Linked DNA regions of Homo sapiens: all the other regions are linked to region 1. Evidence: read pairs that join two places in POLR2A ChIA-PET (ENCODE). Cell type or tissue: CD4-positive, alpha-beta T cell. All regions are shown on one strand. Each heading gives the region's core, and the rest is flanking DNA. Links, peaks and the distances in the headings are about the cores only.

The links. ChIA-PET counts read pairs that join two places held together with the same protein. Peaks named below come from ENCODE experiments on the same cell type or tissue, not always from the same donor. Only the 100,000 strongest peaks of a DNase experiment are listed, where the experiment ranks them.
Region 2: POLR2A ChIA-PET joins it to region 1 with 5 read pairs; 3 of 35 experiments call an interaction of 5 or more read pairs at or near these places.
Region 3: POLR2A ChIA-PET joins it to region 1 with 5 read pairs; 3 of 35 experiments call an interaction of 5 or more read pairs at or near these places.

Annotation. Positions count from the first base shown.
Region 1 is chr2:218,312,938-218,320,995 of GRCh38, forward strand. The region is part of intron 2 of PNKD (PNKD metallo-beta-lactamase domain containing); the gene reads left to right. The region is part of intron 1 of LOC105373881 (a long non-coding RNA gene); the gene reads right to left. LOC105373880 (a long non-coding RNA gene) reads left to right here and starts at 3,813. Exons shown (of 2, transcript XR_923909.3): 1 at 3,813-3,946; 2 at 5,018-7,280. In CD4-positive, alpha-beta T cell, for the core only: no CTCF peak of the experiment used is centred there; DNase peaks (open chromatin) are centred at 3,174, 3,824 and 5,094; H3K4me3 peaks cover 626 bases; H3K27ac peaks cover 1,812 bases.
Region 2 is chr2:218,897,625-218,905,682 of GRCh38, forward strand. It overlaps LINC01494 (long intergenic non-protein coding RNA 1494), which reads right to left. Exons shown (of 5, transcript NR_110238.1): 5 at 3,190-3,547. Among named protein-coding and RNA genes, the nearest start is that of WNT10A, 21 kb to the left of the region's middle. RefSeq lists a silencer at 1-118. In CD4-positive, alpha-beta T cell, for the core only: no CTCF peak of the experiment used is centred there; no DNase peak of the experiment used is centred there; H3K27me3 peaks cover 1,042 bases.
Region 3 is chr2:218,621,756-218,629,813 of GRCh38, forward strand. It overlaps PLCD4 (phospholipase C delta 4), which reads left to right. Exons shown (of 16, transcript NM_032726.4): 6 at 892-1,123; 7 at 6,274-6,475; 8 at 7,764-7,908. It also overlaps the pseudogene TRQ-CTG16-1. Among named protein-coding and RNA genes, the nearest start is that of PLCD4, 18 kb to the left of the region's middle. In CD4-positive, alpha-beta T cell, for the core only: no CTCF peak of the experiment used is centred there; no DNase peak of the experiment used is centred there.

The DNA.
Region 1 (8,058 bases), core at 1,004-6,003:
TTTTTTAACTTTTTTTTTTTTAGGTAATTACAGATTTACAAAATATTTGTGAAAATGTATAAGGAGATCTCATACCTGGCCCTAGCTTCCCCAAATATTAACTACCAGGAAATTAACCTTGATAAAAATGTTCACATATTATTTAACTACCAGGAAATTAATCTTTATACAATTTTTTTTTTTTTGGAGACAGTCTCACTCTGTCGCCCAGGTTGCAGGCTGGAGTGCAGTGGCGTGATCTTGGCTCACTGCAGCCTCCATCTCCCAGGTTCAAGCAATCCTCCTGTCTCAGCCTCCTGAGTAGCTGGGACTACAGGTGTACACCATCATGCCCGGCTAATTTTTGTATTTTTAGTAGAGATCTGGTTTCACCATATTGGTCAGGCTGGTCTGGAACTCCTGACCTCAGGTGATCCACCTGCCTCAGCCTCCCAAAGTACTGGGAGTACAGGCATGAGCCACTGAGCCCAGCCTTGATACAATTCTAATAACCTACCTATAGTCTTTATTGATGTTGACAGTTGTTCCCCAGTGTCTTTTTTTCTAGTCCAGGATCCAATTCAGGATCACGTACTGCATTGATTTCTAATTTAAATACCATTTAAAAGGAACACTGAGTTCCACAGAACCTAACTTTTGTTGCAAGATCTCTAGGTTGTTTGTAGAGTTTCATCATTACCAGTAACCCTGGGCCTTCAAATTTTTAATATATTTCAGAGTTTATCTTTTGGGCTGATCCCTAAAACAGAATTACTAAGTAAACAGATATGAACATTTTTAAGGCCTTGATGCATATTGGTAATTGCTTTCCAGAAAATTATACAAATTTGATGTCCCTACAAACCATGTATGAATACTCAACTTCCCATATTCTTAGAACTTCAGGATTTTATTCTTGTTTTTAATATTGGCATTTTGGTTAAGTGAAAATCAAATCTCGTTGTTTAACTGCATTTTCTTTATTTCTTTTTTTTTTTTTTTTTTTTTGAGACGGAGTTTCACTCTTGTTGCTGGAGTTTCGCTCTTGAGGCTGGAGTGCAGTGGCGCAATCTCAGCTCACCACAACCTCCGCCTCCCAGGTTCAAGCGATTCTTCTACCTCAGCCTCCTGAGTTGCTGGGATTACAGGCATGTGCCACCACACCCGGCTAATTTTTTGTATTTTTAGTAGAGACAGGGTTTCTCCATGTTGGTCAGGCTGGTCTCAAACTCCCAGCCTCAGGTGATCTGCCTGCCTCTGCCTCCCAAATTGCTGGGATTACAGGCGTGAGCCACCGCGCCCTGGCTTTTTTTTTTTTTTTTTTTTTGAGACAGAGTCTCTGTCTCCCAGGCTGGAGTGCAGTGACATGATCACAGTTTACTGCAGCCTTTACCTCCCAGGCCCAAGAGATCCTCCTACCTCAGCCTCCTGAGCAGCTGGAAGCACAGGCGTGTACCACCAAGCCTGGCTGATTTTTTAAATTTTTTGTAGAGATGAGGTCTCCCTCTGTTGCCCAGGCTGGTCTGGAACTCCTGGGCTCAAGCGATCCTCCCACCTTGGCCTCCCAAAGTGCTGGGATTACTTGTACTTTGGGTGCAAGTTAGCCACCATGCCTGGCTATACTTGGATTTTCTTGATTCTTTTGAGTTTTCACATTTTTTCATATTTATTAGCCATTTATTAATTTATTAATTGAGGTCATTGTGTTTTCACATTTATTTAAGGTCTGTAATCACTCCTTGGCCTTTTGGCTAAGATCAAGTATATTTAAGTTCGTTTTTTTTTTTCTTTTTGAGAGAGTCTCACTCTGTCGCCCAGGCTGGAGTGCAATGGGGCGATCTCGGCTTACTGGAACCTCCACCTCCTGGGTTCAAGCGATTTCTTGTGCCTCAGTGCCCAAGTAGCTAGGATTACAGACGCCTGCCACCATGCCCTGCTAATTTTTGTATTTTTAGCAGAGACTTGGTTTCACCACTTTGGACAGGCTGGCCTTGAACTCCTGGCCTCAAGTGATCCACCTGCTTCAGTCTCCCGAAGTGCTGGGATGCCAGGCATGAGCCACTATGCCCGCCTGAGGTTTTCTTTCTTTCTTTCTTTTTCTTTCTTTCTTTCTTTCTTTCTTTTTCTTTCTTTCTTTCTTTCTTCCTTCCTTCCTTCCTTTCTTTCTCTCTCTCTCTCTCCTTCCTTCCTTCCTTCCTTCCTTCCTTTCTTTCTTTCTTTCTTTCTTTCTTCTTTCTTTCTTTTTTGAGACAGTCTTGCTGTGTCACCAGGCTGGAGTGCAGTGGCGTGATCTCAGCTCACTGTGACCTCTGCCTCCCAGGTTCAAGCTATTCTCCTGCCCCAGCCTCCCAAGTAGCTGGGACTACAGGCACGCGCCACCACGCCCAGCTAATTTTTGTATTTTTAGTAGAGACGGGGTTTCACCATGTTGGCCAGGATGGTCTCAATCTCTTTGACCTCGTCATCCACCCACCTCGGCCTCCACCCGCCTCGGCCTCCCAAAGTGCTGGGATTCCAGGCATGAGCCATGGCGCCCGGCCAAGGATTTAAATTTTAAAGTAACTAAAACAGTAATTATTTCCCTTGTTAGATCTTCTGTTGCTTTTTTCTGAATAATGTATGCCTTTAAGGAATAATAGGAATAATAAATGCCTTTAAGAATAACATACGCCTATTAAGGAAAATTAGAATGACGCATTTGTTATTTTTAGCTTTAGAAAATCCTCTGCTATCCAGATTGAACATGTCTTTCATTTTCTTCTAATTTTCTGTGGTTTAATTTTATATCCTTAACCCTTTAATTCGGGTAGAATTTATTTTGGTGGATTCTGTGAGGCACGAGTCTAAATTGCTCTTTTGTAAATAGCTAGTCACTCATCCATCATGTCTTTCCAGCATCATTAATATTCTGTTTCCCTCTGTCACTGTTAACTATTATTGCAGTAATGCTGCATAAGAAGCCAGTTCAAAACTCAGAAGCCTACAATCATAAGCATGTATCTTGCTCATGCATCTGTGGGCAGGCTGAGCTTTAGCTGATCTAGCTTGGGCTCTGCTGGGCTGGGTTGACTTCCAAGCTGTGAGTGGGATCCAGGTGGCTCCATGTGCCTTTCATCTCCCTTAGACCAGCAACATCAGTGGCGTGGGAAAATATACCTCGCCTCCATTGAAGTGATGCACAGTCACAGGGTGAACGGTATGTTTACAGTGAGAGATGAATAACTGGAAACTGAAATGCCATCTACCACACCTTTGGAGACAGCCTTTCAGGAAACTAGATTGTGTTGAGATAAAGGCAGAATGGAGTCTAGAAAATGGCACAAGGTCAAGGGAAGATTTTTTTCTTTCTTTCTTTTTTTTTTTTTTTTTTTGAGACAGAGTCTCACTCTGTCACCCAGGCTGGAGTGCAGTGGCACGATCTCAGCTCACTGCAACCTCCACCTCCCAGGTTCAAGTGATTATCCTGCCTCAGCTTCCCAAGTAGCTGGGATTACAGGCACCCGCCACCATATCCAGCTAATTTTTTGTATTTTTAGTAGAGACAGGGTTTCACCTTGTTGCCCAGGCTGGTTTCGAACTCCTGAGCTCAGGCAATCCGCCTGCCTTGGCCTCCCAAAGTGCTGGGATTACAGGCGTGAGCCACTGTGCCCGGCCAGGAAGTTTTTAAGGCAGGGAGATGCTGGAATTTGCTCTTAGGCTGAGGAAAATTGCAAAATATGTAGAGGGGTAGGTAGTCACAGAAATTGTTTTCTCTAAGAAGGATATTTGTTGAAAGTAAAGGAAATGACGTTGGGGCTTGAGGTTTGGAATAACAACTGCAGATGAGATGGGGCCTCAGCAAAACGGAACTGCCAAGCACTGGTATCAGGGACTTGGGATGGCCTGAACCATCGCAGCCCTGAGTCATATGACACAGCAGTTTTCTTCAGCCCTGCCCGTGAGGTAGGAGACTGTCAGGTTGGTTCAGGTAGGTCTGAAGGTTGGTAGGTTAAGGCTGGAGGTCAAGGGGGTCAGGGGATCAGGAAGCTAACAGGTGGTAAGTAGTTCAAGGGATTGAGCCTAAGTTCAAATATAGGTGCAAGAGGGGCTGAAGGGCTGGAAGAAAACAAACTGCCTGAGGAGCTGGAACTGGAGGTCCATGTGTACTGGGGATGGGAGGGGATCAGGGAAAAGGACATTGGAATTTAGGTTCTCAGAGGCAGAGAAGTTCCAGGTGAATCTAGGGTGTGGCCATGTGAGCAAGCTGCTGAATTATGTCGAAGGCATTGGAATTGAAGTCAGGAACTGAGGTCAAGGCAGAGTTCAGAACCACCTATGCGAAATGCACACTCTTGGGCCCCAGCCAAACCTACTAAGTTTGAATCTCTGGGGGACGGACCAGAATTCCGTATTTTTACAAGCTCCCTGAGTGGTTCCTAGGCTCCCTAACACTTGAAAACTGCTGTGCTATGATGTTGAATGAGCCATGCTTGTTGGAATTACCTGATGGCAGGAATCAGGCAGGAAGACTAAAAACAGGTGTTGAAATCCTTAGAGAGTCTGGGCTGATCAGTGTATGGGACTGATGAGGAGGGGTGGAAAGAAGTTTGTACATGAGTCAGGAAGAGCAATGGCCTTGGCCTGGACTATTGCTAGTGCATTCCTTTCCAACCTGGAGACAATGTAGGAGACTAAAGGCTTCCACTGCAGAAGGCAGGGCAGTGAGAGAGAAGGTAGGGAATAGAAGACAGGGATCATATTCAGTCCAGACAGGCTGGGAGCTCTGTGAGAAGGCAGAGGACGTTGGGGAAGGATTTGTTTCAGACCAAACCAGGGTTCTGCAGGGTACAGCAAAATGGCTCGGACAGGAGTTCATGAGAAAATGGTCCACGAGGGAAAGTGAGCTTTGGTTGGGGATAACAGATGAGGGGATGGACTGGGCTAAGCAGAGGCCAGATTATCCCAGTCACCACTTCTGCACTGGGTTCACTTTTCTAAACTGAACTAATTTCTCCACCCAGGTCTGACAAGATGTCTCTTTTCTCTAACATTTAAACAGCTCCAACCATCTCAGCTCCTTCATGATTGTTTCGTCATCATCACCATCGTCACTGTCATCATCATCATCATCACCACCAGTGATTTCCTGAATGCCAACCAAGCACCAGTCATCAAGCGTGAGCCACGGTGCAAAGATGGAGGCAGGCTCTCCATTCTAAGGGAACCTCTCAGGCCAGTAGGGAAGGCAAGATTCAGACACCAGGGACAGGCAGCCTGGGATGACAGGTGGAACAAGGAGGAGACACAAGAACCCCCACCCCAACCCAGGAACCCACATCACAGGCCAGACCTGCATGATCGCCAGGCACCCGACTCGGGTTATGAAGGTGTCTCTCCTAAGAGAGTGGCAGAGGCAAACTTTAGCCTTGGCAGTGCGCCTCAAGCTGCTCAGGGGAGAAGTCACGGCCAAAGCCCTGGAGTGCATGGGTTCTTTAGCCATGGTTCTCCTGCAGCTTCCTCTGATATTATGAAGCGCCTGCCGCCACCAGGCTTGTTCTGACTCCCTTCCATGATCCACCCTTCTGAGTGGGGTTTGGCTTCTGTACAGCTCTCCTGTGGGCACTGAGCCCACTAGTCAGAGCAAGAGGGCTCCAGTCTCTGGACAGTCACAGTGCTTGGTGGCAAAACATAAATTGTCATTCATTCATGCCTTGTTTCTGTCATTCACTCATTCATTCAGCAGATACTTAACTGAACACCTGCTCTGGGCCAGGTATTATTCACACCACTGGGAATACAGTGGTGCCAACACAGGTCCCTCCCTGACTTCATGGGGCTAACATTCCAGTGGGAGTGACAGAAAAGATCCACAAAATAACATCACATTGTGAAAAGTGCTATGAAAGTGAAGGACGTAAGCACAGTAATATTAGTAATAGAGTAGAGAGTGAGGAGGTGGTGAGCAAAGGCCTCATAGAGGGAGTAACATTTTTTCTTTAATTTGATGTATACTTTACATATAGTAAAGTGCACAAATCTTTTCTTTTTTTTTTTCTTTTTTTTTTTTTTTTTTTTTTGAGACAGAGTCTTGCTCTGTCGCCCAGGCTGGAGTGCAATGGTATGATCTCGGTTCACTGTAACCTCCGCCTCCTGGGTTCAAGTGACTCTCCTGCCTCAGCCTCCCGAGTAGCTGAGACAAGAGGCTTGTGCCACCATACCCGGCTAACTTTTGTATTTTTAGTAGAGACGGGGTTTCACTATGTTGGCCAGGCTGGTCTCGAACTCCTGACCTTGTGATCCGCCCTCATCAGCCTCCCAAAGTGTTGGGATTACAGGCGTGAACCACTGCACCTGGCCATGCACAAATCTTTAATGTACAACTTGGTGAGTTTTTCAATTTGCGTATGTCAGACTCTCAACCTCTGTACTGCAGACATTGGGGCCATTTGTCCTGGGGACTGTCTTTCTTGTTTGTCTTTTTTTTTTTTTTTTTTTTTTGAGATGGAGTATTGCTTTATCGCCCAGGCTGGAGTGCCCTGGCATGATCTCGGCTCACTGCAACCTCCGCCTCTTAGGTTCAAGCAGTTCTCCTGCCTCAGCCTCCTGAGTAGCTGGGATTACAGGCACACACCACCATACCTGGCTGATTTTTGTATCTTTAGTAGAGACAGGGTTTCACTGTATTGGTCAGGCTGGTCTCAAACTCCTGACCTCGTGATCTGCCCACCTCAGCCTCCCAAAGTACTGGGATTACAGGCGTGAGCCATCGCGCTCGGCCCCGTCTTGTGTATTATAGGATGTTTAGCAGCATACCTGGCCTCTACCCACTAAATGTCAGTAACATTCCTCCCCACACAGTTGTGACCATCAAAAATGTCCCCAGACATTGCCATATATCTTCTGGGAGGCGAAATCGCCACTGTTGAAAGCCACTGGCATATGCCATGTAGCCAGCACTCAGCTCAAGATACAGGTTATTTCCACATGGAGGGGTTGGCGTTTGAGCTGACACCCAACAGCTAAGAAGCTGCCTCCAATTCAGAGAACTGGGGAAGGAATGTTCCAAGGGGAGAGAGCATAGGCAAAGGCCCTGAGGTGGGAATGAGCGTGGCACATTTGAGGAAGTGTGGCTGGTCCGTGGTGACAAGGGAAAGGCATCTGAGGAGGTTGAAGAGACAGGCTGGGCCCTATTGAGCAGGGGCTTTGTGGGATACGGTTAGGAGTCTGACATTTCAAAGAACGTTTGTGAGTATGTAATATGTACCTGGCACTATGCCAGACACTGGAGAGTTGAAGATGAATAAATTAAATCCTTGGCCCTACTCTTTTTTGCTTTTATTACTATTTTTAATTGACACACAATAATTGTACATATTTATGGGGCACAGTGTGATAGTTTGATACATGTATACAAGGCGTAATGATCAAATCAAGGTAATTAGCATATCCATCACCTCAAACATTGATCATTTCTTTGTGCTGGGAACATTCAAAGTCTGCTCTTCTAGCTATTTGAAAATATGCAGGCCAGTGCCTGTGGCTCATGCCTGGAGTCCCAACTACCGAGGAGGCTGAAGCGGGAGGATTGCTTGAACCCTGGAGTTTGAGGCTGCAGTGAGCTATGATTGTGCCACTGCACTCCAGCCTGAGTGACAGAGTGAGACCCTGTCTCTATTTTTAAAAAAAAGTATGAATAAGACCCAGAGTTGGCACAAAAGGGGACATGCTTAAGCCCATGAAGGATCCTGCTGGGAGGGTTCAAGAAGAGCTTTCTTGGAGAGATCACACCCAATTTGAGTCTTTGGGGAACAAAGAATAAATGGCACTCCACGCAGAAGGCACAGTATGTGCAAAGGCATGGGGGTGTGAAACAATATGATAGCTTGAGACAATACCTAAGTAGTTAAGTATTCTAGGGTATAAAGTACAGGAGAGGGGTAATAATAAGGCATCAGCCTGGATGGGATAGAAAATTCTTATGGCAGAGGAAGTGAAACTAAAGCCCACTTGCAGCAGACATTAGAAGTCTTCCAGAACAGTCTAAGGGTGGGGTTATGGCTCCCTGGGCCTGCATGACTCCCCTAAAACACTCACCCTCAC
Region 2 (8,058 bases), core at 1,118-6,117, 580 kb after region 1:
CGCCCGCCCCTGCGCCGCCCGCCCGTCCTCCGCCAGGCCGGGTCTGCGCCGCCAATTGCAGCAGCACGCAGCAGCTGATTACCCCTACCGGAGCCTGGGGAGCGGCCAGGGGTGGGGACAGCGGGCAGGTCAAGGGGGCAGGGTCCCTGGGGTTGTCCCTGGCCCCGGGGTCCTTCACTGGAGCTTCTGATTCTAGCGCAGCTTCTCCGCCCCAAACAATATGGGGAGAAGGGGTCTGCTCAGTACTCCATCCTGCTGTGCCTCAGTTTCTCACTCCTCCACTGCACACCGCACCCAGAGCAGAAAGAGCTCAGAAACGGTCTGTGTGTATGTGTGGATGTTAGAACATCTGGAGTTAAGGGCTGGATTCTCCACAAGTTCAAGGCCTTAAAGTCCAGCTCTCTTTCCGGCTGCAGACTGCCGCGTGGGTCTCTCCTGGCCCTGCGCCCCGCCCTGTGGACCCCTCTCGGTCATGCTGAGGCAGCCTAGGGCCGCGGGCAGCCCAGACTGCACTTTGGTGGGTATCAGAAAACGTCCCGCCTGGGTGGGAGGCGCCCCTCTTCTGCCCTACAGGGGAAGGCAATCCGGGAGTCTGCAGAGCAGCGACAGTGGAGTGCTCTGCCACCACCCTTGCCCCCTGCCGTCCCTTCTTCGCCCATCCCTCCTCCGCCTGCGGGTCTGCAGGGGCTCGGGTAGGGCTTCGCGCCTCCCGCGGTCCAGCTGTCTACATCTGGCCAGCAGCTGGGAGCCGCCCACCGCGAACTGCTGAGGACACAGCGCCCTCTGTTGGTGAGAGGCGGCGGCGCATCAGCTTTCGGGCCTTGGGGCGCGTAGCCCCAGTTAATTGGGTGGGTCTCGGGTTCAACTCATCCGCTGCCCTTTGACTTGGGAACCACCCGCCCTCTGCCTCGCACGGCGCCCAAATCCGACTTCACGGGCCCATTGCTTTCCGCCGGCCGCGGCCTTGCTGGCCCTCTTTCCTCCGTCCCTGTGTGCTTAAAACCCAGCTCAGCGACCTAGCTAGCTGTCCACCAACCTCCCATTTTTCCAGTTGTCTCAGCTTCGTCCCGCAGGTTCTGCGGCACTATCTCTCCGCGCCCAACGTAAAAGTCCTTAAATAGGAACATGATTACATAAGTCACCGCCCATTTGCTCAATGGAATTCCTCGCCGCGTCCTTAAAAATGAGGCGTTTGAAATATATTTAGTTCCTGAGACCGTGTTTGCTCTAAATGGATGGGGGGTGGAGGAGAAGATGCAAGACACAAAATAGCACAAGGCAGGGTCCCTCTTTAACGGCAAAAAATTATACATGCGATTTGCATTTTAGAAGTCTCAAATAGACATCAAAATGCTAACAAATTATTTTTGGATGGTGGGTGTATAGGTGGCTTAAAATTTGTTCTCTATCTGCATTTTCCATTTGTCTATAAGGAACGTGTGTTACTTGGGCACATTAATAATTCTATATACAGATTATTTTCTCCCAAAATGTGAGCATCAAATTATATCATTAGATTGCACTAAATTTTATTTAACTCAATTTATGTAATTTTGTTTGGGACAGGGTCTCGCCCTGCCGCCCAGGCTGGAGTGCAGTGGTGCAATCAAGGCTTGCTGCAGCCTCGACATCCAGAGCTCAAGCGATTCTCCCACCTCAGCCTCCCGAGTAGTTGGGACTACAGGACTACAGGCGCATGCCACCACGACCGTCTTTTTTTTTCTTTTAGAGGCGGAGTCTCGCTTTGTATTTTAAGCTGGTCTCTGAACTCCTGGGCTCAAGTTATCCTCCCGCCTCCAATTCCCAAAGTGTTGGGGTTACAGAGACTGAGCCACTGCCCCTGGCCAGAATACACTAAATTTTTTAAAAGATCCCGTTTAAAACTAGGAATTGGGGGACCTGGCCTCCTGACAAGAGCTAATATAATTATGTCATTGTGATTTTCTTTTTAAAACTGTAATGGTTTGTAGTGAGAACAGGTTTCCAATCTCTGAATCCCAGGGCCCAGGGAAGTCAAGAAGTTGTTAATTGCTTCCATGCGGAAGCCAAATCCATATGCACATTCAGTATTGTCTGTGAATGAATAATGGGTTTATTTTCCATTGCATTGCACATGTATGAAGATGCTGCCATGATTAATAATGTAGAAAATTTGTAAATAGTTTAATACCTTTTTAAAAATTCTCTTCTGTCTTTTTGCAATATTACACATTATTAGCTGCCCTCTCCTTACACATATGGAACCCTTTGGTGTCAGTGGTTGATATTGCACTGCCTCAACCTCCTCTCATTCTCCACTGCCTCAGGGATTTCATTCACTCCTTCCTTGTCTTTTTCTTTTGAAATAATTTCAACGGTATAGAAAAGTTACAATGATATACAAAGAATTTCCCCCTTTCCTGAACCACTTATGAGTAAGTTGCCTCCATGATGCCTCATTACTCCCTAATATTTTATTTTATTTTATATTATTTTATTTTATTTTATTATTTTTATTTTATTTTATTTTATTTGAGACGGAGTCTCTCTCTGTCTCCCAGGCTAGAGTGCAGTGGTGCGATCTCGGCTCACTGCAAGCTCCACCTCCCGGGTTCACGCCATTCTCCTGCCTCAACCTCCTGAGTAGCCGGGACTACAGGCACCCGCCACCACGCCCAGCTAATTTTTTTTAATGTTTTTAGTAGAGACGGGGTTTCACCGTGTTAGCCAGGATGGTCTCGATCTCCTGACCTCGTGATCCACCCACTTCGGCCTCCCAAAGTGCTGGGATTACAAGCGTGAGCCACCGAGCCCGGTGACTCCCTAATATTTTAATATATATTTCCTACAAATGAGGACATCCTCCTTCATAATCTAACACAATGCTCACAATCAGGAAATGAACATTGATACATTAGTTCAATATAACCCCCAGACCTTACTGGACTTTCATCAATTGGCCCAATGCTGTCCTTTATAACCAAAGGATCCAGTCTAGGATTATTCATTGCATTTAGTTGCCACGTCTTTCCAGTCTCCTTCTGTCTGAGATGATTCCTAAGCCTTTCCTTTGCTTTCATGACCAGGACAATTTAGAAGCATAGTACAGTGCTATTGTAGAATGGCCCTTAATTTTGGCTTATGTGTTGTTTCCTCATGATTAGATGTAGGTTATGCAACTTTGACAGCAATATTACAGATGTTGAGTGTTTTCCTCATTACCTCATTATTTATTTTGATGCTCAATTTCCCAGATTTTGTCCAGTTGCCAAGCTGGTTTCTATTGCCATAATTCTTTGAGCACTTGCTTACTTTCTGTCACAGCAAGATGTTCCAGGCTTATCTTGTAATTTCTCTGCCACAGCTCTGGAATCAGCCATTGCTCCAAGGGATGCTTCTTTCTTTTAATAGAGAATGATGTGTAGAAGCCAAGATCTGGGTGCTAGATGTGCTCATTGTTCCTGGAGTGTCATTGTTTCTGGAGTGTCATTGTTCCTGGAGTGTCATTGTTTCTGGAGTGTCATTGTTCCTGGAGTGTCATTGTTTCCAGACCTCTCAGTGGACAGTCCTAGGAAATATATGTATTATTATACACACATTTATGTCTACTATGTATCTATGTATCTATCCATCTATCTATCTATCTATCTATCTATCTATCTATCTATCTATCTATCTATCATCTATCTATTGATCTTTCCATGTAAAAAACAATGAGTTCACCTTTGATTCCAATCAAACACCACAGGGCTTATTTTTGTTTTCTCCTTTTCGATTTTTGTAACTTCTCTCTTTCTTCTTATTGGATTAATCCTTTGTAAGTAACTGGTTCATTGTCACTGCTGCTGCTCCCTCCACTCCTCTTGCAGACACTGTCTTGTTCCATCTTGGGCTCTCATAACCTATGCCAGCCCAATGTCCCCTCTGCCCCTGCATGGGTGCCTTGTCTTGCTTGGCTCTATGTTATGGCTTTTGAGTGAAATTATTCAAAAAGAAAGACCAGCAGGCAGGCAGGAAGGCTGGAAACAGTTTCACTATTCTTGGAGCTTTATTTATTTATTTATTTATTTTAAGACAGGGTCTCACTTTTTGCCCAGCCTGGAGTGCATTTATTGCAAACACAGCTCACTGCACCCTTGACTTCCTGGGTTCAAGAAATTCTCCTGCCTTAGTCCCCCAAGTAGCTGAGACTACAGGTGTGCACCATCACCCCTGGCTAATTTTTGTATTTTTTATAGAGACGGGTGTTTCACTATGCTGCCCAGGCTGGTCTTGAACTCCTGAGCTCTAGTGATCCACTTGCCTTGGCCTCCCAAAGCGCTGGGATTACAGACGTGAGCCACTGCGCCTGGCCATTCTTGGAGCTTTAGATGTACTTCTTAATCCTCTCTATTCAGTAAATGGCAAATGCTTTTCCAGCTATCCCCGTTAAAAAAAATCCTAGAGTCATCAAACCCATTGGCAGATCGTGTTAGTTCCCCATCAGTTTCTATTTAAAGTCTGATCACATGTCACTTCCTCCATCATTCCTTCATGGTCCACGCTATCATCATCTCTTGGCTTAATTGACTACAACTGTCTCCTAGTTGCTCCCCTTGATTCTGCCATTACACAACCCCAGTCTATTCTATACCCAGCAGCCCAAGTGATCCTTCTAAAGTGTCAGTCATGTGATGTGCCTCCTCTGCTCAAAAGTCTCTAAAGTCTTTCTATCTTACACAGGACAAGAGCCAAAGTACTAAGTACAAATTAGCCGGGCGTGGTGATGTGCACCTGTAGTCCCAGCTACTCGGGAGGCTGAGGCAGGAGAATCTCTTGAACCCGGGAGGGGGAGGTTGCAGTGAGCTGAGACTTACAGGTCACCATGACTTACAAGGCGTGATAGGATTGGCTCCCTGCTACCTCTTTCACCTCATTTTCTCCTCCAACTCTCTCTCATCCACTTTACTTTAGCCACACTGGCCTCCTGCAAATTCCTTGAGCAATCCAAACACTGTCTTGCCTCAGGGCCTTTGCACCTCCTCCCTCTGCCTGAAATCGGTTTCCTCCAGATAACCGCATGAATGTTGTCTTCCTTCATTCAGGACCTCACTGAAATATCTCCTTATGAGAGGGGCCTTGTATGGTGCCTCATGCCTGGAATCCCAGTGCTTTGAAAGACTGAGGCGGGAGGATCACTTGATCCCAGGAGTTCAAGTCTACATTGAGCTATGATCAAGCCACTGTACTCCAGCCTGATTGACAGGGCAAGACCCTGTCTCAAAAAAGAAAAAAAAACCCACACAAAATAAACATAGAAAAGAGGAGCCTTGGCAGAACATCCTGTATAACATAGCAAACTTCCTCTTACCTTTACCTTGCTTTATTTTTCTTCATAGTATAGATCACATATTTGACCATATTTGTGTATTTCTTTATGCTCTGCTTCCACACTCTATAATGGAAACTCTACGAGAACTGAGACTCTGTTGTTTTTTGCTGTATTTCTAATGCCAAGAATGGTATTAAGTACATAGTAGGAACTCAATAAATATAAGTGAATGAATGAATAAATAAATAAATGTCTACAGAAATCACTACTAACTTCTGTCTTCAGGCCCAAACTTCCTTCCTATGATCTTTCTTTTTTTTTCTTTTGAGACAGAGTCTCGCTCTGTCACCCAAGCTGGAATGCAGTGGTGTGATTTCAGCTTACTGCAACCTCTGCCTCCTGGGTTCAAGCAATTCTCCTGCCTTAGCCTCCTGAGTAGCTGGTATTACAGGTGTGCACCACCATGCCGGGCTAATTTTTGTATTTTAGTAGAGACAGGGTTTCGCCATGTTGGCCAGGCAGGTCTTGAATTCCTGACCTCAGGTGATCCACCCATCTTGGCCTCCCAAAGTGCTGGGATTACAGGTGTGAGCCACCACACCTGGTCTCCTGTGATCTTTCTTGAAGTTCCAGCTGCCAGCTAGACATGTTTTAATGTATGCCTGTGATACCACCCACTCAAGCTTTATTTTATTTTATTTTATTTTTGAGACAGAGTCCTGCTCTGTCACCCAGGCTGGAGTGCAATGGCGCCATCTCAGCTCACAGCAACCTCTGACTCCTCTGCCTCCCAGGTTCAAGCAATTCTCCTGCATCAGCCTCCTGAGTGGCTGGGATTACAGGTGGCCTGCCACCACGCCCAGCTCATTTTTTGTATTTTTAGTAGAGATGGGGTTTCACTATGTTGGCCAGGCTGGTCTTGAACTTCTGACCCCAAGTGATCCACCTACCTCAGCCTCCCAAAGTGCTGGGATTACAGGCGTGAGCCACCATGCCCGGCTCAAGCTTTATTAATGCAGATTCATTATCTTATGTATGTATTTGCTAAGGGCTGAGACTTTGTTTTGTTTACTGTTCTTTTCTCAATGCCTAGCACAGTGCTTGGCATAGACCAGGCATTTAATATTTGTTGAATAAGTGAATGAATGACTTTCCCCTCCAAACCAGTTCTCCTTAACTTGCTTGTTTCTCTTTGTCACATCATCATTTTCTTAGTCACTGAACCTCAAAACTGGTGTAAACTTGGACTCTCACCTTCTCTTCTCCTTTCTATATTCAATCAGTGGCCAAGATCTGCTTATTCTTCCACTTCATTCACATGGTCAATATCCTAGTTCACCACACACCTCAAACATCACAACGACCTTCCAACTAGCCTCTGTCATTCCTCTTTCTTCCTCTTCAATCCATCCCTATCCTATTGTTCTGTTTTTCTCTCCCACGAAGTGCTCTGATCATGTCATTTCCTCTGACTAAAGCTCTCAATGGATCTTTGTACCAATTTGGGTTCTTAATTGCAAACAACAGAAACAGACTCTGGTTCACTTAGTAGAAGAGGAATTTACTGGGATGACATCAGGGAACTCAAAGAATTGACAGGAAGCCTCAAGAATCAGGCTCAGGAAGCAAGCAGGAGCCAAGAGAAGCTAGGCAGCTAGAACTTTAGCTAAATCCTGTCCCAAGTGCAGCCTGATTAAGGGGCTTGGGGGCTGCTTCCCACATGGCTACCACCACCCTGAGCACTTGCTGCTGCCACCTCTGGGATGAATTATAAACAGTCCTCTTCCTCCTTGGGTCACTTGTTGAAGATTTAGAGTCCTGACTGGGAGCATTGATTTGGCTGTGATCTTCCTGCTAGGGGCCAGGTGAGCAAGTATCTGACTTCTCACTAAGACTCACATTAGGGAGGCTCCACCAACATATGAAGGGGGCTCAGATGCTGGGCAGCTAAAGACTCCAGTGTGTATCCATATGCAGGTTCCTGAGCATTGAAGCCCTCCACCATATGCCACAAACGATCATCTCCAGTTTTTTCTCACTTCCACACCATGTTCCACTGAAGCATGACTGTGTGCAGTTCCCTGAGCAGTCCTTTCCTGCCTCAGCCCCTGTAATAGCTGGGCCCCAAAGGTGGTCCGCCTTGAATCATGCTTCACACCTGTGTATTGTCCCCTCCCCTTGAAAGGGCCAGTCCATGCTTCCTTTTCACTGAGTGTGCTGTGGAAGCGAAGCTGCATGACTGCTGAAGAGAGGGAATAGGAAGCTTTGCAGTTTTTGCCTCAGTCGCTCGGAATGTTCACTCTGGGGCAAGCCAATCACCGTGTATGAGGTCTGTCTACCCAGAGACTACCATGCTATGAGGAACCCGAAACAAGCCACATGGGAAGGCTGTATAGAGAGAGTAATGCCTGGGCAGGCCCCTTCAGTTCCAGCCAATTCAGATGAGGTGCCAGACATGTGACTTTAAAAAGTCATCTTGGGGCTGGGCTCAGTGGTTCACACCTGTAATCTCAGCACTTTGGGAGGCCGAGGCAGGCGGATAACTTGAGGCCAGGAGTTCAAGACCATCCTGGCCAACATGGCGAAACCCCATCTCTACTAAAAATACAAAAAATTAGCCAGACATAGTGGCACATGCCTGTAGTCCCAGCTTCTCGGGAGGCTGAGGCATGAGAATCACTTGAACCTGGGAGGTGGAGGTTGCAGTGAGTGAGATTGCGCCACTACAGTCCAGCCTGGGTGACGAAGTGAGGCTGTGTCTTCAAAAA
Region 3 (8,058 bases), core at 1,118-6,117, 310 kb after region 1:
GGATGATTCTTGCCTTTCAGTCTTGTTGAAAAGTCATAATTCGGCCGGGCGCAGTGGCTCATGCCTGTAATCCCAGCACTCTGGGAGGCTGAGGCAGGTGGATCACGAAGTCAGGAGATCGGGTCCATCCTGGTTAACACAGTGAAACCCCCGTCTCTACTAAAACTACAAAAAATTAGCCGGGTGTGGTTGCGGGTGCCTGTAGTCCCAGCTACTAGGTAGGCTGAGGCAGGAGAATGGTGTGAACCCGGGAGGCAGTGCTTGCAGTGAGCCGAGATCATGCCACTGCACTCCAGCCTGGGTGACAGAGCGAGACTCTGTCTCAAAAAAAAAAAAAAAAAAAAAGAAAAAGAAAAGTCATGATTCTATGAAAGGTAAATAACAATATGTTATTATGTTGGACCTCAAGGACCTCTCTGTCCATGGCCAGAATTTCACAGGTGCCTAGAACAATGGAAAACCCCAGCTGGAATGTGAGTAAATAGGAGGAGGGATCTTCTGACATTTTAGGGGCCTTTGGGAGATTTAATTCTTTCTAGTTGAAAATTTTCTCTAGTAGCAAATGGTATGGCTAAAATTTTGCTTCTTACTGAAGTGATTTATTCTATGAACACTAAATGTTTAGGAGTTCCGTGGGAGTTTTATGGAAGCATGTTTGGATCTATCTGTCTGTAAAATTGCTTTTACAGTGCAAGTCAAGGTCATAACATTTCCCATTCTCCATGATGTGCTTATTTCACATTGCATGCCTATATCAAAACATCTAATTTACTGTATAAATATATACACCTACTATGTACCCAGAAAAATTTAAAAAAAAATTTTTTTAATTAAAAAGATAACATTTCCCATTAAAAGTTTCATTCACTCTCCCCTAAACCTCTCTTGCAGGCAGCAGACACGTCCCAGTCTGGAACCCTGGAAGGAGAAGAATTCGTACAGTTCTATAAGGCATTGACTAAACGTGCTGAGGTGCAGGAACTGTTTGAAAGTTTTTCAGCTGATGGGCAGAAGCTGACTCTGCTGGAATTTTTGGATTTCCTCCAAGAGGAGCAGAAGGAGAGAGACTGCACCTCTGAGCTTGCTCTGGAACTCATTGACCGCTATGAACCTTCAGACAGTGGTAAGAGAAATCAGGTGGAGAGGCACCAGACATAGGGGTTGGAGAGAGGGACATGATTACAAGGTCCAGAGACAAGCAGCCATCTGCCTGAGAGAAGGTTGAGTCTATCCCTATCCTGACCCCTGCCCAATCATCTCATTTAACCACTCCTCCCAAAGGAGGGCAGGCATTTCCTGTTCAGACAAGACAGGGGTTTCCTCTGAGGTGCTAGACCTCTCAGGAGGAAGAAGATTCCATGGCTCCTCATTCCTCCATTATGCTCATGTTTCCTTTACTTTCAGGAAGTTCTTTCTGATACCAGCTTTGCCCTCGCTGGAAACGGAAAACCCTTGATCCTCTTTCTTTGGCCTCTTCTCTAGTGCAAATGATTCCTTTTCCTCTGGTTCTTCTTCCATGGTTCCTGTTTGCTATTCCTTTAAATGCTGGCTCGCTGCCCTTTCCTGAGTTGTCTTCAATTCAAGTGGCTCTCTTGAGTCTCTAAGCCCCTGAACCAGAAAGCCAGTTAGCCCCTGGCTGGGGGAATAAGGAGGCCAGTTATTTAGCTTTTAAGGAGTGCAGCTGAAATATACGCTCTTGTTCTTCAAAGTTTCTTCCTCTTGCCTCTTCAGTAGACTCATTTCCTGCCCTCCATTCCCTTCGGAGTGTGAGAAATTTACATTAATAATAAATACTTTACAAGGAACTTTCACGTTCCTCATTTCATTTAGTCCTCAGTACAACTTTGCAAATCAACAGTAATCTTTATTGGCCCTTTACTACATATCCCATAATGCTCTAATATCTCTATGTACCTTTTCCTTTTTCTATTTTTTTGTTTTTTTGAGACAGAGTTTTGCTCTTATTGCCCAGACTGGAGTGCAATGGCACGATCTCGGCCCACCACAACCTCTGCCTCCCGGGTTCAAGCAATTCTCCTGCCTTAGCCTCCCGAGTAGCTGGGATTACAGGCATGCGCCACCACGCCCGGCTAATTTTGTATTTTTAGTAGAGGATGGGGTTTCACCATGTTGGTCAGGCTGGTCTCGAACTCCCGACCTCAGGTGATCCACCCGCCTCAACCTCCCAAAGTGCTGGGATTACAGGCATGAGCCACTGTGCCTGGCATCTACGTACCTTTTCTAATACAATGACCTGTTGAAATGGGTCCTGTTATTAAGTCAGTTGTATAAAAGAGGAAAACTGAGGTTTAGAAAGATTCAATGACTTGCTCAAAGTCAACAGCTAATGAGAGAGGAACTGAGATTCAAACCCAGGTCATCTGACTCTTAGTTGGTGCCTCTCTTGAGAATGAGGATAAGAGATGGGATGAATGAGAGCTGGACAAGTGATCAAGGTATTCTGGGTCTAAACTCTTACTCCCTTTCATTCATTCATTTATTCACTACTTCAATGAATGCTTATTGAGTTCCTATAATGTGTCAGGACCTATGCTAGGCACCAGACATACATTAGTGCCTAGATCAGACAAGGACACTGCCCTCATGAAACTTAGAGTCAAACAGAAAACATTACAATCTGTTATTTCAGATTTGTTTGGGTGTTCAGAATAGAGTAGAGGTTGTAGGCTGAGTGCAGTGGCTCACGCCTGTAATCCCAGCACTTTGGGAGACCGGGCAGATAACCTGAGGCCAGGAGTTCGAGACCAACCTGGCCAACATGGTAAAACTCTGTCTCTACTAAAAATATAAAAATTAGCCAGGCATGGTGGTGCACGCTTGTAATTCCAGCTACTTAAGGAGGCTGAGGCATAAGAATCGCTTGAACTCGGGAGGTGGAGGCTGTAGTAAGCCGAGATCACACCACTGCACTCCAGCCTGGGTGACATGGTGAGACTCTGTCTCAAAAAAAAAAAAAAAGAAAAGAAAAGAAAAAAAAGAATGGAGGTTGTAAAGCAATCATTTCAGAAAATGAAATCGAAGAGAGTTAAAAGTTTAAGAGATAGAATCTCTAGGCCGGGCGCTGTGGCTCATGCTTGGAATCCCAGCACTTTGGGAGGCCGAGGCAGGAGGATCACCTGAGGTCAGGAGTTTGAGAACAGCCTGGCCTACGTGGTGAAACCCCATCTCCACTAAAAACACAAAAAATTAGCCGGGTATGGTGGCAGGAGCCTGTAATCCCAGTTACTCGGGAGGCTGAGACAGGAGAATTGCTTGAACCTGGGAGGCAGAGGTTGCAGCAGTGAGCTGAGATTGCACCACTGCACTCCAGCCTGGGCGACAGACCAAGACTCTGTTTCAAAAAAAAAAAAAAAAAAGAAAGAAAGAAAGAAAAAAGAAATAGGATCTTTTGTTACCTGTGCAGAATCCAGTAAACATCAGTCCAAGACTCTGTTTCAAAAAAAAAAAGCAAGAAAGAAAAGAGAAATAGGATCTTTTGTTACCTGTGCAGGATCCAGTAAACATCAGTCCAAGACTCTGTTTCAAACAAAAAAAAAAGAAAGAAAAAAGAAATAGGATCTTTTGTTACCTGTGCAGAATCCAGTAAACATCAGTTACATTTGTTTCGACCCCGACCCCTCTTGGTGTTTCCTTCCCTTGAACTTGACAATCAGATACTTTATCTGGCTACAGAGAGTAGTATCAGTCAAAAAACCTGGGCTCAGGTCTCCACTGTGTTTCTTATTAACTGATAACTGTGAGCAAGTCACTTAACCTAACTAACTCAGTTTCCTCATTTGTAAAATAATTGATAAAATGAAATAATGCACATGAAAAGTATCTGGCAACTGCAAATTTACCTGAGTGATTTATTACTGTCAAGAATGAAACTTTCTGGCCGGGCACAATGGCTCATGCCTGTAATCCCAGCACTTTGGGAGGCCAAGGCAGGCGGATCACTTAAGTTCAGGAGTTCGAGACCAGCCTGGCCAACATGGTGAAACCCCTTCTCTACTAAAAATATAAAAATTAGCTGGGTATGGTGGCGGGCACCTGTAATTTGAGCTACTTGGGTGCCTGAGGCAGGAGAATCGATTGAACCCGGGAGGCGGAGGTTGCAGTGAGTGGAAATCGAACCACAGCACTCCAATCTGGGTGACAGAGCGAGACTCCATCTCAAAAACAAACCAACCAACCAACAAACAAACAAAAAGAATGAAACTTCCACCAGGTATGGTAGCTCATGCCTATAATATGGGAGGGTGAGGCAGGAGGACTGCTTGAGTTCAGGAGTTCAAGACCAGCCTGGGCAACACAGTGAGACCCCATCTCTAAAAATAAAAAAATAAAAAAAATAACCAGGCTTGGTGGCACATTCCTGTAGTCCCAGCTACTTGAGAGGCTGAGGTGAGAGGATTGCTTGAGCCTGGAGGGCAAGGCTGCAGTGAGTTGTGATTGTGCCACTGTATCCAGCCTGGGTGACAGAGTGAGACTCTGTCTCCCAAAAAAAAAAAAAAAAGGAAACTTCCTGCCCAACTTCCTGTCCTTCTTCACAATCTCCAGGCCTTGTGAAACCTGGAGCAAGGAAGCTGGCCATGAGAGTCATGTTGTTCCACCTTCCAGGCGAGCCTCCTTGTAGCAACATTATTCTCAGTGAGACTGCACAGCCCAGTGGTGCAGGGCATGGCTCTGACACCTGGCGGCCTGGGTTCAAATCCCAGCTTCTACAGTTACTGATTATGAGACCTGGAGCAAGTTACCTAACCTCTCATGGCAGATTATATTACATCTACTTCATCACGTTACTGAGAACATGAGTGAGATGCTGCGTGGAATGCCCTGGGCATAGAGTGAGTGCTTGATAACTGTTAGTCATTGTTGTTGTTGTTGTATAAAGCCCATACTGAGATTGGAGGGAGCTATGGAAGGACTAACAGGGCCCTTTTCTCAATGGGAGTGTAGTCTAAGGAGATGTTGACAAATGATCCTCAAAACATCATATGGGAACATGGACAGTAAGAAGAAACCCTCAGGCCATAGTTAGTCACAGGTACACAGCCCAAGGAAGAAAATACAGGTAACTTGGCCATGTCACTAAGCCTTTGACTTTGATTCTCTCTGGGCCTCAGTTTCCTCATCTATAAAATTAGCCCTTTGGATGTTGTCCATTATAGTAACTGTGAGCTCCATTTGGCTATTTAAAATTAAATTAACTAGGTCGGGCACGGTGGCTCACGCCTGTAATCCCTGCACTTTGGGAGGCCAAGGCAGGCGGATCACGAGGTCAGGAGATGGAGACCATCCTGGCTAACACGGTGAAACCCTGTCTCTACTAAAAATACAAAGAAAAAAAAAAAGAGCCGGGTGTAGTGGGGGGCGCCTGTAGTCCCAGCTACTCGGGAGCCTGAGGCAGGAGAATGGCGTGAAACCAGGAGGCGGAGCTTGCAGTGAGCAGAGATCCTGCCACTGCACTCCAGCCTGGGAGACGGAGTGAGACTCTGTCTCAAAAATAAATAAATAAATAAATTAAATTAAATTAACTAAAATCTAATAAAATTTAAAACTTAGTTCTTCAGTTACACAAGCCACATTTCAAGTGCTCAGTAGCCACATGTGGCTAGAGGCTACTATATATGACACTGCAGAATAAAACGTTTTTCTCTTTAGTACTATAGCATAAAAAAAGACCAAAAAAAAGTTAAAAAAAAAAAGACATTTATCTCATCATAGGAAGTTCTATTGGATAGCACTGGACTCAAATGAACTTTTTTTTTTGAGACGGAGTCTCACTCTGTCCCCCAGGCTGGAGTGCAGTGGCGCGATCTGGGCTCACTGCAAGCTCTGCCTCCCGGGTTCACGCCATTCTCCTGCCTCAGCCTCCCGAGTAGCTGGGACTACAGGCGCCCACCACCGTGCCCGGCTAATTTTTTGTATTTTTAGTAGAGATGGGGTTTCACCGTGTTAGACAGGGTGGTCTCGATCTCCTGACCTCGTGATCTGCCCGTCTCAGCCTCCCAAAGTACTGGGATTACAGGCGTGAGGCACCGCGCCCAGCCTTGAATGATCTTAATGATTCCTTTTAACATTCTTTGAGGGTGGGAATGATTGAAATGATACACACTAGGTGGGGCAAGTTTGGGATCTAAAGGCTGGGAATGGGTGCCATCTGAAAGGCAGGGCTCTGGATGGAGTGGGAGGAAGGATGGACTGTAGGTGTGCTGGGATGCTCCCATTCAGAGCTTCTCACCTAGTGTTCCCCTGTCCACACTCCAGGCAAACTGCGGCATGTGCTGAGTATGGATGGCTTCCTCAGCTACCTCTGCTCTAAGGATGGAGACATCTTCAACCCAGCCTGCCTCCCCATCTATCAGGATATGACTCAACCCCTGAACCACTACTTCATCTGCTCTTCTCATAACACCTACCTAGTGGGGGACCAGCTTTGTGGCCAGAGCAGCGTCGAGGGATATATACGGTGCAGTGGTGGTAGAGAAGGGGTCCAACTCATGAGAGGGACCATGTAGAAAAGTGAGGGGAGCTGTCAGTGTCTAACAGATTGGGACAGTGTTGTGGGGGTTTAGGGGCTGAGGAGCCCTGGATACCAGAGACACTTGGAGGAGATATTGAAGACTGGTGGGAGAATGGTAATGAAACCCTATGGGTCAATGGAACTTCTCTTTCACAAGCTATGAAACTCTCCTGGAACTCAGAGGCCCTGACAGATTTATATTTAACAAATTAATAAACAGATTGTTAAATGGAAGGCAATAGAGAATAGGAGTTAAAAATATAGGTTCTGGAGTCAGACCATCTGAAATTATATCCTAGCTCCTTCACTTGGTACTCTGGGGCTAAGTATTTAACTTCTATACCTCAGTCTCCCCATCTGTGAAACAGGGATGGTAACAGTGCCTATTCTGTCTGGGTTGTTGTGAAGAGATAATTCATATGTCAATAGCTAATAAGCAGTTCTGATTTTATTGTGACTAATCATGGATTAGATTGAATAGTCAAGATATCTTTCTATTACCAGCAACTGAACTAGTAGCTTCAAGGGATACAAAGATGAGTGGAACATATAGTTTCCACCTTAGGAAGTCTAGCTGAGGAATTAAGGTGTAAATTTACTGACAGTTTGAATAACCAGGATGTTGTATAGGGATATAAAGCCAGAACACCACTGGACACAATGGCTTATGCCTGTAATTCCAGCACTTTGGGAGGCCGAGGCAGGGAGATCGCTTGAGCCCAAGAGTTCGAGACCAGGCTGGGCAACATAGTGAGAGCCCGTCTCCACAAAAAATGCAAAAATTAGCCAGGCATGGTGATGTGTGCTTTTAGTACCAGCTACTCGGGAGGCTGAGGTGGGAGGATCGCTTAAGCCTGAGAGGTCAAGGCTGCAGTGAGCCATGTTCACACCACTGCACTCTAGCCTGGGTGACAGATTTAGACCCTGTCTCAAAAAAATAAAAGTAAATATAAATAAATAAGTAAAACCAGAACACCAGATGCATCATGAGGCAATGTGTGATGGATTGCTATGGAAGGACTGTGAGTCGGGTGGGCTGAAGTATGGGTAGAGATCAGCGTGAGCTTGCAGCAGTGTCCCCATGGATGGAGAAGGCTCTATGCAGATGTAGCTTGAAGGGGTCTGGATGGGTAAGTGCTGGTGAGCACTGTTCTCTCCAGAGTGGGGAGAGTCCCTAGGTAGAAGATCAGATATTGACCTCTCCTATTTCTCGGTGGGGATGGGGTTCTTTCAGGGCCCTGAAGCGGGGGTGCCGCTGCGTGGAGGTGGATGTATGGGATGGACCTAGCGGGGAACCTGTCGTTTACCACGGACACACCCTGACCTCCCGCATCCTGTTCAAAGATGTCGTGGCCACAGTAGCACAGTATGCCTTCCAGGTAGTAGCCCCAGGATGGGGACACTGGTGAGGCCAGAAGGTCTGAGGGAAGAACGACTGGCTCTGGGTCTGGGGAGGGTGGAGGAGTACAGGGGAAGTTCCATCAAAAGAGGATTTAACTGTAAAGCATCAGGCAAATACTAAAGGCTGA